Linked DNA regions of Mus musculus: region 2 is linked to region 1. Evidence: chromatin loops called from intact Hi-C (ENCODE). Cell type or tissue: gastrocnemius. All regions are shown on one strand.

Evidence for each region. A loop is a pair of places that touch in the nucleus more often than their neighbours do. Peaks named below come from ENCODE experiments on the same cell type or tissue, not always from the same donor. Only the 100,000 strongest peaks of a DNase experiment are listed, where the experiment ranks them.
Region 2: a loop joins it to region 1, with 2.3 times the contacts of the local background. A loop is called at or near these places in 2 of 42 quality-filtered maps.

The regions. Positions count from the first base shown.
Region 1 is chr15:56,042,150-56,050,149 of GRCm38, forward strand. No RefSeq gene overlaps it. Among named protein-coding and RNA genes, the nearest start is that of Gm46516, 120 kb to the left of the region's middle. In gastrocnemius, a CTCF peak has its summit at 4,926 (motif pointing left); a DNase peak (open chromatin) is centred at 4,920; H3K4me3 peaks cover 471 bases; H3K27ac peaks cover 343 bases.
Region 2 is chr15:55,920,929-55,928,928 of GRCm38, forward strand. Gm46516 (a long non-coding RNA gene) reads left to right here and starts at 2,476. Exons shown (of 4, transcript XR_001781696.1): 1 at 2,476-2,592. In gastrocnemius, no CTCF peak of the experiment used is centred here; no DNase peak of the experiment used is centred here.

The sequences.
Region 1 (8,000 bases):
ATTATGGAGGACCTACCACATGTAAAGATACTCTACTTGTTTTAGTATTAACCTTGCGATTTCCATATTGCTAGCTTCTTTCAGAAGTGAATCAATTAGAGGCACAAAGAACTTAAAAACTATGTCCAATACTAGACTTCAGCTTGCAACACATATGAACTCTCTTCTCTTATTTCTCCCTCTCCCTATAGCTCCCATACAGTCTGGAGTATGTGCCTTGCATCTAATCCTCTTCCCTTTCCCTGGCACATTGCAGACAGTAAATTCAAATATGTCGACTGAGTAAAACTTTAGTTTCTTGGCTTATTTGCCAAAAGTTTTGTTTTGAAAGAACAAATATCAGGATTCTAGACCATGGATAATGTCAGACCCTCCATGGTCAAGCAGGCCTTCTGCTGCCCAACTTACAGTGCAACAATGACCCTGGGGCAAATTTGCTGGGTCTGTTTGGTCTAGAAGCTTAGACACTATACAATAAAACCTCTCTTAACAAGGCCACTCAAGAACAGGATATTCTGATGACTAAGGCAGAAAAAGAAAGGTCTTTTGTTTTGAGTCATTTGGAAAGTCTGTTTTGCCTAAGTCAGAACTGTGCAATGAATATGATTTTTGTCTCCAGCCACAGTGACAGTGATTCTCCTGTCTTTGTGAATGCAAGGATGTTAAGGCTTTATTCCAATGTAATTATTGTGGAAAGGAACCTCTTGGAAGAGATTGGGTTAAAAGGATTCTGGACTAAGCCAGGATCCGGGATGCTCATTTTAAGATGAGAGCACAGAAGGGCTTTATTTCTGTCTCCAGAGTAGACTTTTTCTCTTTAAAAAAATAAAGGAAAAGGGAGGGAGGAATAGGTGGATATAACCACAAAGTACATTGTCTACCTGTATGAAAATTTAAAGAATAAATAAAAATATTAATTAAAAACAACAATCCACACACACATAAATAAAAGGAATATTAATGAAAAATTCTAATTAAAGTCTTAAGGCTTCCTTCAAACCTCAATTTAATTTCTGTTCTAAATAGACTAATGATTTTTGGCTTAATTAAAACTACATTTGCTCTGTTTGATTTAGTGCATGTAGCTTTTCATGGGTCTACAGAACAAGGAAAGGGAAATAAGAGGCCCTGTGATAGGAGGAGGTGGGGGAGAGTGGATTGTTCTATATCTTTCACAGCAAGCCTTTGGTGAATTTATCGTGGTACCAGGGCTGGAAGTTTGCTGCGACAGAAGGGGACGTGATGTGATTTTTAGCAATGAGATGATCTTTCTTCCAAAAATAGATCCACCTGCTTATGAATGCCTGGCATTCCTGTAACTTGGGACACAGTCAGAAAGACCAGTTGTTTTCTCTGATACCCTTCCCACAGGCTGGCTGAGGCTCAACATTCCAGCCTTGAACTTTGGCTAAGTTTTACTTCACAGTCTACCTTAAGGCATGTGTGTCCTTTCCACATCTAGCTCCCAGATATTCTAACTACAGTTGATATTACCTCGACATTTTCAACAGAGGTAACATGAGAGGAGAATTTAAATTTTGCCCATTCCTTTCTCAACTTATGACGCTGGTCAAGTCCTTAACTGCATATGCAGTAGCTTGCTTCTATAGTAAATGTTAGTAATAACGTTTACTCGAGTTGGCAGGGCTCCGAGGAGGTTTTAATCAAGAAAATATAGAGCAATAATTAGCAACCTGATCGTCAACCAAGGTGAAAGTAGTTAAAACACTGTAACATCCACATAGTGGCACAGAGTATAGCTGTGGAAGGAGAAAGGACTTTTCTATATTTAGTGACGTGAGTATAGCATCCAGGACGTGAAGCAGCAAATGTAAGATGTATAGCAATGTATAAATGTTTATAGTGTGATATAGCTTAGACTTAGAAAGGAGAACATACAAGTATATACATTTATTTATACTAGTAGGGTAAATCACAAATTCTTTAAAAATTGGTTACACGTCATGAGATGGAAAGAATATGAAATCTGGGATATGAAAGAAATAGATTTCTTTCTCTCTCTCTCTCTGTGTGTGTGTGTGTGTGTGTGTGTGTGCACACACATGTATGTGCAGATCACCTGGAGCTGGGTTTTTAGGTGTTTGTGTGCTGCTCAATATGTACCAGAAATCAAACTCAGGCCTTCCGGAAGAGGATCAAGCAATCTATACCACTGAGTCACCTCTCCAGCTCTTTACCTTAACTTAGGCAACTTCTTAACTAACCCAAGTAAAAGAGAAAACAGCATAGCAGAGCCTGCTAGTCTCTGAAACCTTACTAGATATAAATTCTATTTTACAATAATCACCAAAATTGCTTTGAATGTCTTTCAGATACAAATCTCCAAATAAGCAAATAAGATTGTACATCTTGTCTAGGGAGACTGACTCTGATTCTAAGAATACAAAGAGGTTCAAGGCTTGTTTTGTTTTGCTTGGTTTTAGATTGAGTTATGTTGGCTAGTTACCAGTGACAACAGTTACATAATTATTAGGACTAGTGTTGCCATTTAGATTGGGATAAAAATGACGAAGTAATTAAATTAGCATTTTTAGAGGATGAGATTCCTAGAATAAATAAATAACATTAAAGTAAAAAAAATGAGTTTAATGAGTTTAAAAATTCACTAATCTTTATTTCTACTGAAAAGAGGTGGCATGAGTCTATATATAGCATGCGCTATTCTTTATAAAAATTACACATTTCCTCAGTATGTCTTTTGGGGAAACCAGTAAGTGTGTCTGTTCTGAGAGAAAGAAACTCTGGGTTCTGGGAACATGAAGTCTATATTTTGTTTCTGTCTGAAAGGAATCAGGTTCCTTGGAAAAGTGATAGATTCTATAGGTGGGGCAGAAAATATTTGTGATGAATGTGAAATCATGATCAGAATATGTGTTAACCTCAAGAAGCCCCACTGGCTCGAGATGGAGAGAAGAAGCCCCAACATTTAATGCACCAAATATGGAAAATGGGAAAGAGCAAAGGTCCTTGGGAGGGTGTTGGGCAGCAACCTACTCTTTGGAAAAAAAAAAAAAATAAAGAGTAGAGCATTTATCGTACCGCTTATTTGTTTTTCTTTTGTTTTATATCACTCAATTGAGGAGGGGGAAACTCTTCCTTCAAATTCTTCTGGCTAACAGATTTTGCAGGAACGACATAGAATGTCTCCACTTTGCTAATTCTAAAGGATGCTGGACCTAGACAATGATCATCCATGGACCACTAACTAATGAGTGACAGGAACCCTGACCATGGAGGCTTATCAGATGAACATTTTCCCTGCTCACTGATCAGTTCTAACATCAGCAAGTGGGGAGAGCTGGAATCATGGGAGTCCTGAGACAAATACAACTGAAACGGGGTCAGATCCTCCCTACACAGAGAATAAACTCTGTACTCTAATCACACGTTTGTATTAATTGTGCATGGTCACAGAAGAATAAATTATTTGACAGTATAGCATCAGTGCACCTATTATTTGAAACGTTCTATGGCCCAAAATTTCCATTTTCTTTTCAGGACAGAGGAACACGTGCATGGCAGAAGGCCAAGGGGAAGTACTATGAACCCCCAAGGACAGGGGAGACTGACACCAATGAGCTCAGTGGATCCTGAGCTGAACAGTCCAGAGGGAAAAGTGCATTTTGGAGGACACTCGGGTCCATTTGAAAGATGGCTTGCTTATCAGATTGTATACCATGATTATTAAATGTATTTTGCGTGATAGTGAGCGAGCTCTGAACTCTGGTCTACTAACAACACACAATGGCAGGCCTAGAGTTAAAGAGACACAGTATCTGGGCTAAGCTTATTACAAACACAAAACGATACATGAAACAAGGTAGGTCTGATTCAGACTGGGCTTTTCGGTTCCTATAGAGCATTCTTTGAGGGGTCACTTGAGGTGAGAAAACAGAATTTGGGTAAAATGAATGCAAAAATAATAAAAGGGAAGCTATGCTTAGCAGCATTGTCTTTGACGGGTAGCTATTTTGGCTAATATTAGATTATACTCAAAAGTACCAGAAATACCCCTATTGCCCACGTCAAGATAAGGACTTCATTGTCAAGGCCTACCAGTTCCTTGAAGAACTTCCTTCTGCTTCAGAAACCATCTTGATTACTGATGAAGAAGACAGGGCAGTGGGGTTTGTGTCTCTGCTTCTGTGGCAGCTGTGTTATCATGTCCTTTCTGTTCTCATTAGTCAACCAGAGCCGACTATTGGTCAAGAGAACTCTACCCAGCTCAGTGGAAGTTGGTTCCTTTAGGACAACCCACTGTTTTTTCCTTTTTCCTTTTATTTTTCTTCTTCTCCCAGGAAAGTCTTCAGATATTTTATCTAGTTCAAATCTCATCAATGGGAATCCCCCTTTCTTCCCTTTTGTGCGTTATCCTTGAGTTTATGTAAGGTGAGCAATTTTAAGTCCTCCTGAATGAAGCAATCTGGGCTAAAGTTAGAAAAAAAATATGAGAGAGAGAGAGAGGGGGGGGGGGTGGGGGGAGAGGGAGAGGGGGGGAAGGGAGGGGGAGGGGGAGAGGGATCGTATTGTCCAAGGCGCCTTCAAATATGCTCGCACAAACCACGTGACACAGACTCTTTGCTCCAGTAGGTTTTTATCCTTCTTGTATCATTAGAACAATCAAACTCTAGTGTTAGACCGACAGAAGATGGCAATGTATTAGTATTTCCTCACACTCTGCCTAGAGGGAATTTTGACCCCAGAAAGCAGTTCTCTGGCAGGAAACAGTGGGAGAAGACATGAAGTGAGACAATAGAGAGGATTTTCCAGGCTGTTTATCTACCCACCACCATGTTTTCCTGGGCACAGATCTGAGCCCTTAAAACCAAAACAACCTAGACTGAAAAGGTAACACAAAACATTCCCCGCGGCCATGGCTACGCAGTCCCTTGGTATTGCTGCCATCTATTGGCACCAGGTGGTAACACCGGACAAAGTGAAGCCCTAGGGTGTTTGGTGTTTGTTTCCCTGAATACCAATGGTCCCACAGGTAGAACAGACTTACTTCAGAGAGGGCGGATCATATGATAAGACTTTAGTGGTGAAAATATATGTATGTGATATATATTCTTGAGAAGGGCTGTGCGTTTGTGCTATCTTAACGTGCCCCCAAAGGGCTCCTACCAGCTGAAGAGACTAAACAGGGTAGGATTAATACCCACGAAAGCCAGTGGAATAACCTTCGCAGTTCTTCTGTGTTACAGCAGAGAATCCCATGGCCCTTTGCGGCAGGTTTTAGAGGATGGTAAAGATTTGTCCCATCTGAACGATTACTGTAAGTGTTGGGTTGTACTAAACTCATCATTATTTGAGGAAAGTGGTCTTTATTCAGTTTCTGTCTGTGTACCCAGTGGCTCAAAGTCTCTAAGCCATAGGGATTTTCTTGATCTTAGGACAGAGTCATGAGAACCTCTGGGTAAAGTGTTAGGACTATCACCCTACAGTGCATTTTCCCACTCTTCTGGATTCAGGCCAACAGTTAACGTTAATTTTTAATGAAATGACCTAACATATTTTAAAACAATTACAACTTCTTTGATTAGTAGGCAGCTACAGCTTGTGCTTCTTGGCTGTCCTACCTGAGCTTGGCTACCACTCTCCGGGGGGACTCCCCAGGTTTAGTATGTGGCTTGCCTGTGTCATGACACTGGAGACTCCTGCCACAGTTCAGGAGGTATACTGGGGGACATAGAAGCTACTTCAGAAGGAGGGGAGTCATTTAGGCCTTCTGTCTCCATGTCTCCGTTGTAGTTTATGTATATTCATTTAAGAAGCTTTTATGGATGAAATGACCTAGCATTAATTAAACTTATCTTTACAAACAAGATGAGGCGATTCTAATTGAAAAATTTGCTGATTCAACAGAATAAGTAATTACTAAAACCTTGTACCTAAAAATGAAATCAAAGTACAAATAATAGATGATATCAAGGAAGATGGAGAAGAAAGTTCAGAAAAGTCCACACTACTGTAGGTCCTGGTCAGTTTCTGGATAAGGAAAGAAATCCAGGTTAAATCAGGTGAGTCTGTGGGCCTCCTTAGAGATTATAGGGAATCCCCAGGACAACTAGCTGCAGCCTCAGATGATAAGATACACTCACCGTTAATTGTTGAATGAATATACCTTTATTCCAGAAAAAGTCCACTTATATGTTCACTGTAAAAGACATATCCAAGTCGCAAAACAGTACGGTTAGTTTCTGTAAAATGGCCTGAGTAAAAAACACACCAAGAAATTAATATTAAAACTAAAGATAATTTAGCATTATTAACATTAGGTAAAAAAATGAAATAATAAACTAAAATCTGAGAAGTTTGACCCTGGTAAATGCTGACAAAGTAAAAGTATGTAATACTCAGGGGTATTTTACAAATTTAATAATGTAGCTTTGCAAAGAAGAAAGCAAGAGCCCAGTACTACAAAGGACAAATTCATAATTCTACTCTCATTATAAGATATTTTAAGAAATTTACCTCAATACATTTTAAAAAGACAGTGATCAACAATTAAAAAGAAAAAAAACGAGATTTATACACACAATTAACACACAGAACCCAATACTTTCTAAGCATTCTTTACAAGCTTATAAAAATGGATTTCGTAAGGCCCAGTAATTGATAACAGGAAGATTAAGATCTTTGACCACAGTAGAATAATTAGAACATAAAAATAAGCAGGTGGCTCCCCAGACCTACACTTTCCAGAATAGGTACTTTTCAGGAGAGCGGAGTTTGGGTGGTAATCCAAGCAGTCTAGGAATCAGGCCAGTGACAGCATAGCCACTAACTTCACCCTAAGCTGCATGAAGCCATGTGCCTGACCAGGCCGTCTCATGGTGAGGGAGGGCATTTGCTTTTAGCTTAATGGTCCCTTGTGACAGAAAGAGTGCCATCCATCAGAGGTGCCGATCAGGTACCAGAGGCTCGTCTGTGGACTATGAGCCTCCGTGATCAGACTGCAGAGGTGTGGCCAAAGTTGGTATCATACATTCTGGCCAGTGGAAAAACAATAGGCAAAAAGTACCCCATTAGAGAGGAGCTGGATTTGAGCATGAGTTTCATTAATAGCTCAATTATAGAGTTAGGACTTCTCATTCAGAATGACCTTGGCTTTTTTGTTCACTCATTGGGTAGGGAAGTCCTATAATCATTTCCCTGAAAACATCATCAAGTGGAGAGGAAGTGATTAAGGAACTATTTATAGAATCTCAGCAGTCTCTGGGATTTGAAGTTAGCTACCAACTTTATAGCCTTTGTTAGCAAGAGGAAGCTAAAAGATCTGAGAGTGGACATTGATCCGAGGGTTGGCAGTGCAATGCATTTGGTTGTCCTTAATCTTATATTGAGATTCCCCTTCCTCATTTTTTTTTTTTTTTGAGGGAGAGCAGCAAGTAGATTATCCTGGTTACTAGGCAAAAATGCAGGACTGTCATGAGTCGGGATTGAGGACAGAGGCGAGAAGGAAGCCTGGGACTGGGAGGTTAGGTTATAGCTATTTATTCATAAGTAGTAACAAGTAGCAAAATGGGATCACATTCTTTCACACACACACTTCACTAACCTCCTGTCTGGCCCAATGTCATAGATGGTGGCACATCAGGTAAGATTTGCAAGATAGTGGACGTCTGGGTAGGTTGATCTCAGCATGATGGCATCTCCATGGGACTCTGGGAGTGAGTGAATTGGGATGGCTAGACTGGGGTTTTTAAGCTACTTTTATCCAATCATAATTAAGGCGTTCACACATTACTTCATCTTTATTGAACTCATACACCCACCAAACTCTAGTTTTGGTTTCCAAGCTTACATTCACCCACGGCTTCTTTATCTTATTCCTTACTGGGGCCAAGCTAGGACTTTAGTAAAAAGGAATCCTGTGATCTGGGGTTTGTGTACATCTGAGTGCAATAAGGACTGGAAAACATCTTTCAAATATTAGATCTCAATTTCCCAATACCCCCAAAACCCACCCCTGGAAG
Region 2 (8,000 bases), 120 kb before region 1:
TAAACTACCTTGGAGCTTTGCCATTCAATTTTGGTTGAGTCCTAACTAGAGACGCTATGCCTCCCTTTACCAGAGAAACTAAGGTGAGCACCATGATAAATTCCTCAGACTTTGGGTACTAGACTGAAATGGTGACAGATCTGCACAGCTGCAATGTCAGATGCCTGATGGGTAGCACTGCTGGGCTTCCTTAAGTAGTGTTGACTTTCAGGGAAGCCAGGAGTCAGTCAGAGTTGTAGATTTCATTCAAATTTAAAAAAAACAAATTTATATAATATCATCTGTTCCTATAAATAAAGCGGAGATTCGTGCAAACAAAAATGACTCTGTAGAATTAAAGTTAATTAAATAAATTCCAGAAGCGTGTTCCTGCTACCCCCACCAACGGTTTACATTCCCAAATGAAACACACACACACACACACACACACACACACACACACACACTCACAACCTTTATATTTTGATATACCTAAAACAGCTCAATGGCTGGGCTACTTCTAACATCCATGTGGCTAACCCACCTTCCTCCAATAGTCCTGAGTTGTTACTACTTTCTGTATTCTACTTTGGCTGCCCTGGAACCAGTTGGGCAGCCCTCTTGGGCTGCATTCTCCCAGCTCTTACATGGCAGCTATGCTCTCTGTCTTGCTCCTTCTAAGGTGTGGTATCTCTTTCCCTCCACCTTTCCCTGCAAGGTCGATCTCCTCCTCTTTCTTCTCTGTCCATATCCCGGGAATCCTGAAACTCCTGCCTCTGTCTGCCCTGCCCAGGCATTGACTGCTGGAACCTTTATTTACCAATTAGAACCAACTGAGTGCAGGTTCCTGAAAGCTCATGCAAATAGTTTTTTTTTGCGGGGAAATGTAATTAGCATTCACAATACAATCAGCTACAAAATAATATCATCTATCCCTATAAATAAAGCCAAGGATATTCAAACAAACAAACAAAAAGACTCCTGAAGGCAGTTTGGTTGTTAGGCGATGGTTTACTTATAAATACAAATAACTGAATTACTATCTTGATTTCAGCAGGTAGAATATAGGGTACGTGACTCTAGCTCTATGACCCAATTTCATGTTCTGATTGGACAAAATTATTGAGCTTTAAGGGCGACTCACCCTCCTCACACAATTAGTGCCCCCAAAACTATGGTCTTTGGAGCTAGCTAGCTGGCTCTTTTTTCCTTCTCCATGTCAACCTACACCATGATCAGACATTTGATAGAAGTAAAATGGTTAGACAAAGTAGCTCTGATATACTAGGTTCTCTATCAGGAAAGCTCTCTGTATCTTTCCAAGTTCCAGTTGTCAGGAGTTGAGTACTTCCACAGGCCAGTAGCAAAAGCAAATGAAATAAATGAACATGACGTCATTAAACAGCTTCAAATATGGGACGTGTGTGGACACAAAGCTTAGTCTTCCTAGAGTCTCCAAGGACTTTTGCATTCTCTGTGCTTTTTTATTCCCTATAATGTGGTCAATCCAGAGAATAACATTTCAAGGTAAGTGCCTAGACCTTGTGCACCATAAATGCCTGTGCTATTGTGGTTATTTCATTTGGCCATGGAGGGTTGATTGGCATTACTATGCAGTGTAGAGTCTATATAACCATGGCTTGGAAAGTTAAGACTAACACTCTGTCATCACTTGGTCATCTCTGAGAGAATAAGAAGGTGCAACTATTTCAAGACTTTCAACCCTTATAATGCTCTAGATTTGGGAAGTTTAGCCTTCTTCTTTCTTCCCTTCCTGCATGAGACTAAGATGTCCAAATCATCTAGCCTTTCTCCGTGGTACTGTGAATTTATATCATGTCACTGATGGAAGATGCCCTCATTTCATGCAAAATATGATGACTTTGGCCATTGGCCCTCATAGCATTCTAGATAAGTGGGTCAGATGTTGGCAAGTAGAAGCTTGGTAGGATTTTACCATGTTTATCATAATGCAAGGTTTTATTTTTTTAAAATCAAACATGAGTATCTGAAAAATCACTGCCTTTGATGATGCTGAATCAATTCAAGTTTTAATTCTGATTTAGTTTTGTCTCTCCTACCCTTGACCTCGGTGTTACGTAAACATTCCAATAATTTCAGTAACTGTTATTGACTAATAGGTAAGCATCCTGTGCTAGATGCTTTTATGAGATTAAAAAGAACCATAGAGCTCCGTTTCTGTTCTCAGGGGCTGTATAATTTGGATTTTATAAGAAAAGAATTATGTACAACTACCAGAGAGTAGAAGTAAAAGTAAGAATAATAGGTCTCGGAGCCTGTGTCAAACACAGAACTCGGCCCTGTGCTTCCATGATTTAATCCTCGTAACCACTCTCTGAGGCAATGTGGTTATTCACTCTATGCTGGGGGAAATTATTGAGTAACTTGCCCAAGGTCACAGCTTGCTAATGACGGAGCTGGAATTCAACCTTACTTCTGCCAGATGTCAAAGTCCTATAGTTTCCCTGCACCACTCTGACTCACTAAGCATACACAGGGGCCTACTGTGGTGGGAACTAAGCCCCTAAACATCGAGAAAATAAGCAAGTGCGGAATCCATACAAGGGCAGGACCAGAGAAGTGAGCAGTTGAGTAAGAAATGGTTGGCTTGCATTGGTGCAGACTGGCAGGTGGTAAGGAGGGTGGGCTAGTTGGGTGTGGCCTGGGAAATGACACACAGATTGGTTAATGCTGTGGAAAACCAATGCACCCTCAGAGGTTCAGCATCTTATGCAGCTGCACACATGCTGACCAGCATGCCTGGATGTTCTGGGAGCTAGATTTAGAACTGGGTTTCTTTGTTCAGAAAGATAATTTATTGCTTTTGCCATGTTCCTTGGATGCCTGTTCTCTGTTACTCCCTGGGATGAACAAAAATCAAGGGCTTGCAGCATCTGTGGGAGGAGAGGAAAGGGCGTCTCTGCATGTTAGTGGTGTTAAACATACTTGTTTCATAACATAGTTCTTTGCACATGTTCTTGAAAGAGCAATCAGAATGTTGTCACAACTAAATCATGATCCAAGGATTTTTCTTGATGGATGTATTTTAGAAAATTGAGAAATCTTACCAAAAAAAAAAAAAATAGTCTAATTTACCTTCTAGATTCTTTTGGGAAAAGAAATCAATCAGATATAGCCAGTGCAGTATCTTTAGTTCCTAGAAAGACAATGCTTGTTTGCGGTTCAGAATTGGGCTAAGTAAAAACTTCCTTCATTCTCACAATGACTTCAGGGTGGACGAGTGACTGGTATCCCCCCACTTAACACTAGAAAGCTGAGGCACAGGAGAGGCATAGAAGCAAAACTTAGTTATCAGGGAGCCTTTAATGCTTTTGTGAATACATTAAATGGACATGATAATGAATTCATCACAATATTTTCCTACTATGCTTGATAACCTCTTATTCCTAATTAGCCCTCCTTCAACTTTTATGTCTCGCCCCCCCCCCCAACCTCCACTGTGTGTGTATGTGACTCACACACAATGGGCTTCATTAGGGTTGTTTACGGGAATGTGGGTGGGAGTTTGTTTACAAGAGTGTGTACACTTTGCTGGTTGCTACACCACTGGGGAAAAATATCTCTACTTTTCCTATCAACTTTTAATCTGCTATAGGTGTAGAGACCTGTATGCTCCTCCTGCTTCCATGGCAGGGTGTTGATAGACCTGATCTTGTGCAGTTCTTATAGCTGCTGCAAGTTCAAGTGTGCTACAGCCATGGCTGTGCCTGGAAGTTAGCATTGCAGGTCCCCCCTCCCCCAACACATACACTTCTAATAGCTCTTATGTGCTTTCCACCTGGGGAATGCTCGCTGAGCCTAGAAGAGGGTGCTATAGGTATCCCAGTGGCTAGAAGTTCTACTGCCGTTTATTTGACTAATGATAAGCGTCCGTAGTCACCACAGGCCACTGCAGAAAGACTTCTCTGAGCAAAGCTGATAGCGGTATTCTACGTGCATAAATATAGCTCTTTAGAGAGCATCTCGACAGGGACTTCATGATTGGAACCAGGTGGTATGGCCCTAAAGTGCATGCTTTTATCAAGAATGTTGATTTCTTCTTTTTCAGCTGGATCTGACCTGCTCTTTTGTATGTGGTCAGTGTCAGCCTTTGAAACTGGCCCAGGAATTCTTTGTTACTCTTTGCAAAGTAATGTGGAGGTTGATGTTTGCTTGTACTCCCAGAGACAGAACCTAAAGGGAAAGTTTCATTGTTCTATTATAAATTGATCTTAGAGGTGCCCCATGAAAATCAGGAAAGAGAGAGAGAACAGAAATAGAGCCTGTTTGTTCATATATAGATTTATATATAGAGATAATGAATAATGCAAATACTTATTACACACACACACACACACACACACACACACACACACACACACACACAGGGAAGTTTAGGAAAAGATACTGGCCCAGACCCTAGGTAACATACATAGGTGGATAAAATAAACGTTTCAACTGGGTATAGTTATCTTGCTACTCAGAAAGCCGAGGAAGGAAGATAAGTTGAAGGCCTTCCTGGGCTGAATAACAGTTTCAAGGACCAACTTGTATAGTTTAATAAGGTCCTATCTGGAAATAAAAATAGAGGCCTGAAGACATCCACAGCAGGAGAATCACTGGATTCAATCTTTAGTACTGCAGACAAAAAACATAGCTATTGCTACACATATGAATGTTACCTCTGAATAATAGTCACAGAGCTGCTGCACTACTTGATGGTTGATGTGTTAAAAGTTATAAAGTATTTACTGACACACTGTTTCATCTGCCTTTCATAGTAACTCCAACAATTACAAAACATAGGACCCTCCTCGGCTTCACACACTGGAAATGCAAGGTCAGAGATTTAAACCCAGTCTGACATTACTGGGTGGTGGATCACTCCACCTGCTCTGTCATTTCTTCCACATAGAAGAGTTGCATTTTAGCCTGGGAGGGGTTGACAAGAGTCTTGGAAAATAGCTAGCCAGAGTTAGATGTGTGCACAAGGTGTGGTATCAGTTGAGATCTGACTAGAGCACATTGTGTTGTTGGAGGGCATGGGTCTCTGGTGGAGTCTCATATCAGTGGAGGCAATCTATGATCAATAGCCCTGCTTTATCTGGACAACTTGGCCACAAAAAGCAGGGCTGTTGCTAGATGTGTATGCTAACATATATCCACCTGATTCTCTGCTATATCTCCTTAGAACACCCATTAGGAGCTAGGGCACACACTAGCCTTGATGCCAGCAGAATGGTTCATATTAGAAATGGTTCATGTCAGAAGGGAAATGGATAGCAGTAGGAGGTAAGGCAGGCCAGGGCACAGCAATCGAGAATCCTCAAACAAATGGCAAGATTCAAATATTGAAAGACATAAACCAAAAATATCCCACTGAAAAAGAAATAAAAGGCCTGATAAATTTCCATATGGGTCTCAGCTTCACTCATACCCAAATTAAAACAATAAAGCATTATTTTAAATATCCCTGGGAAGTGTGGTAAGTAACACCTAATCCTGCAGGTCGTGTGGAGAGATCCACTGACATTGTCATTCCTACCCGTGGACCACACACGAGAGAGCTTGTCAGCAACATCTGTAATGCAAATACACTTTGACCTTGCCATTCTATTTTGGGGAATTTTTATGATAGATGTACTCACACAAGTGCACAAAGATAGTAGGCAAGAAACTTCTTTGCAATTTTTTTTATAGTAATAAAAGACTGGAAAAATGTATGTGTCGATGCGTAGGGAAGATCAGACAAAATTGTTTTAAAGAAATAAAATCATGAACACCTCTCCTATAACAGTAATTATGTGTCCTATCAAGTATGTCACATAATAGTAAAATAACATTCAGCAAATGTCAATATTTCGTAAATAATATTTAGCAAAAACTAAGCAGATGAAGATATAGATGCAGTATGAAACGTTTTTCATAAAATAATCGACGATGTATGCATTTATATATGTCGAGGCAGGTCTATTTGTTTGCTTCTATTTGTCTGTTCACATATGGAATATAGGAGGATTGCACATGGAGTTAACTATGGTGTGCGAAGGACACTGGGGTTTTTACTTTCTTGACTTAGAACTTGACCTTTTTAAATAGTGAAAATGCCAGGTTGCTACTTGAGGCGTGGTTCCTGAGGCACTGACCCCCTTTTTTTTGAGATGCTCTCTTACTGGCCTAGAATTCACCGATCACTCTGGTTGGCTAGTGAGTCCAGGGACTTACCTGCCTGTGCCTTCTTACTGATGCGATCACTCACATGGACTGCCATGCCCAGTTTTGTTTTATTTAAAATATGGGCTATGAGGATTCAATTCAGGGAACACTTTCCTGACTGAGCTATCTCCTAAAGCCCTATAATATTTAATAAGTGAGTCAAATAAACAAAACAACCCAAATATTAGCAAGTTCTATTAACATGAAATTCTAAGTATCAAGAATACTGGCCATACTAAGTTAAGTAAACAAAAACTTAATACTAGGAAGTGTTGCCAACATTAAATCAAATTCTAAGTATCAGTGGTACTGGTAATACTCTTAAAAATTACTAGCCTACGCTTAGATGGCCTTTATTAGTGTTAAACAATTTGAATTCATGTCCATACAGTAAGTCATTTAATTCTGAAAGTAACTGTGGGGGAGTCACTGTTTACCTGACCACCTTAGTTTTACAGTGGTGACACAGAGGTGAACGTATTCCAAGACACATAGCTTGTTGTGCTTGTGCAGGTGTGAATGATGAAAACCCATGATTCATGCTCTTGGCCTCTGTCCTACCTCATCTTCAAAGGTGAGATAGAAGCCTGCAAAGTCAGAACGGAGGTGAGAACTGATTTGGTCCTGACAGCGAAGAGGCAGTAAATTGCCATCACAGTTTTGGACATTTGTGGTTACACACTTACCAGCCATAGCACTACCAGCCAGGACATAGCTGATGGTTTCCTGAACTGAACTTCCTCAAAGGGAAGAAAGACAATAATTTTCTTCACATCAGTTTAGTTAACCTCAGTCAAGAACTATATAATAGGAACCAAATAAAATAATACTTTAAATAAGATAAATGCTTATATTTTTTGATCATGTCAAAAAAGTCTAGGGATAATAAAGAGCTAAATAGGATTGCATGAAATCGTGGATCAATTTTTCTTCCACCTCTTCATCTACTCTTCTGCATGGCCTGCATCTCCATGACTGAGGCAGCCATTGGAGCTCTGGACATAGAAACCTTCTTTCAAAGAGACCATGGCAAAGAGCGTTTATATACTGCTTAAGCTAGGCATGATGATACAAACTGCTAGTCTCAAAAGGCAGAGGTGTTGCATCATAAGTTCAAGGCTACTCTTGGCTGTGTTATAAGGCTAGCTAGGCTACATGAAGCCATGTCCTAAAACAATGAAAGATGCTCAGTGGGCATCCCCATACCAGACCCTTTTAGGTACCACTGTTCAGAAGTTAGCCAGTTACTCACAGCAATGGACATTTGAAGGTAAGGAAGCTAGGAAATTCAGCCTTTAGACACTCATTGGCCTGGATAATGATTTAATGTTCCATTACTAAGAACACAGGCTTTAAAGTATGCAACTAGCAGTTTTCCAAAAACATTATCCAATGGGATAGGGGTGGTGGGTTGAAAAGAAAGGACCTCTCATTCTAAAGACTTGCAAGGCTAAAGGTCATTTTCCTTGTGGCTTTGATCTAAGTAGTTGACAAAGGAAATTTGAGGACTGTGGGTGCCTCAGTGTCCAAGGCAGATACTCAGATGCTCATCAGGTGTAAAAGACTCTAAGAGAAGATGGAGAAAAATTCTCAGGAAACCAGCACACTTGTCACCATTTTTGCCACAGTCAGATGTAAATGCTGATGATCTTGTTAGAGCTTGTGTACAGGAAGGCTTGTACAACATCATTTCTGCAGGAGCTGCAGAAGTCTCACATTTACAACAAAAGAATATTCTAGCACTCACCATACAGTAAACAGCTGAAGTATCAGCTTGTGAAGTC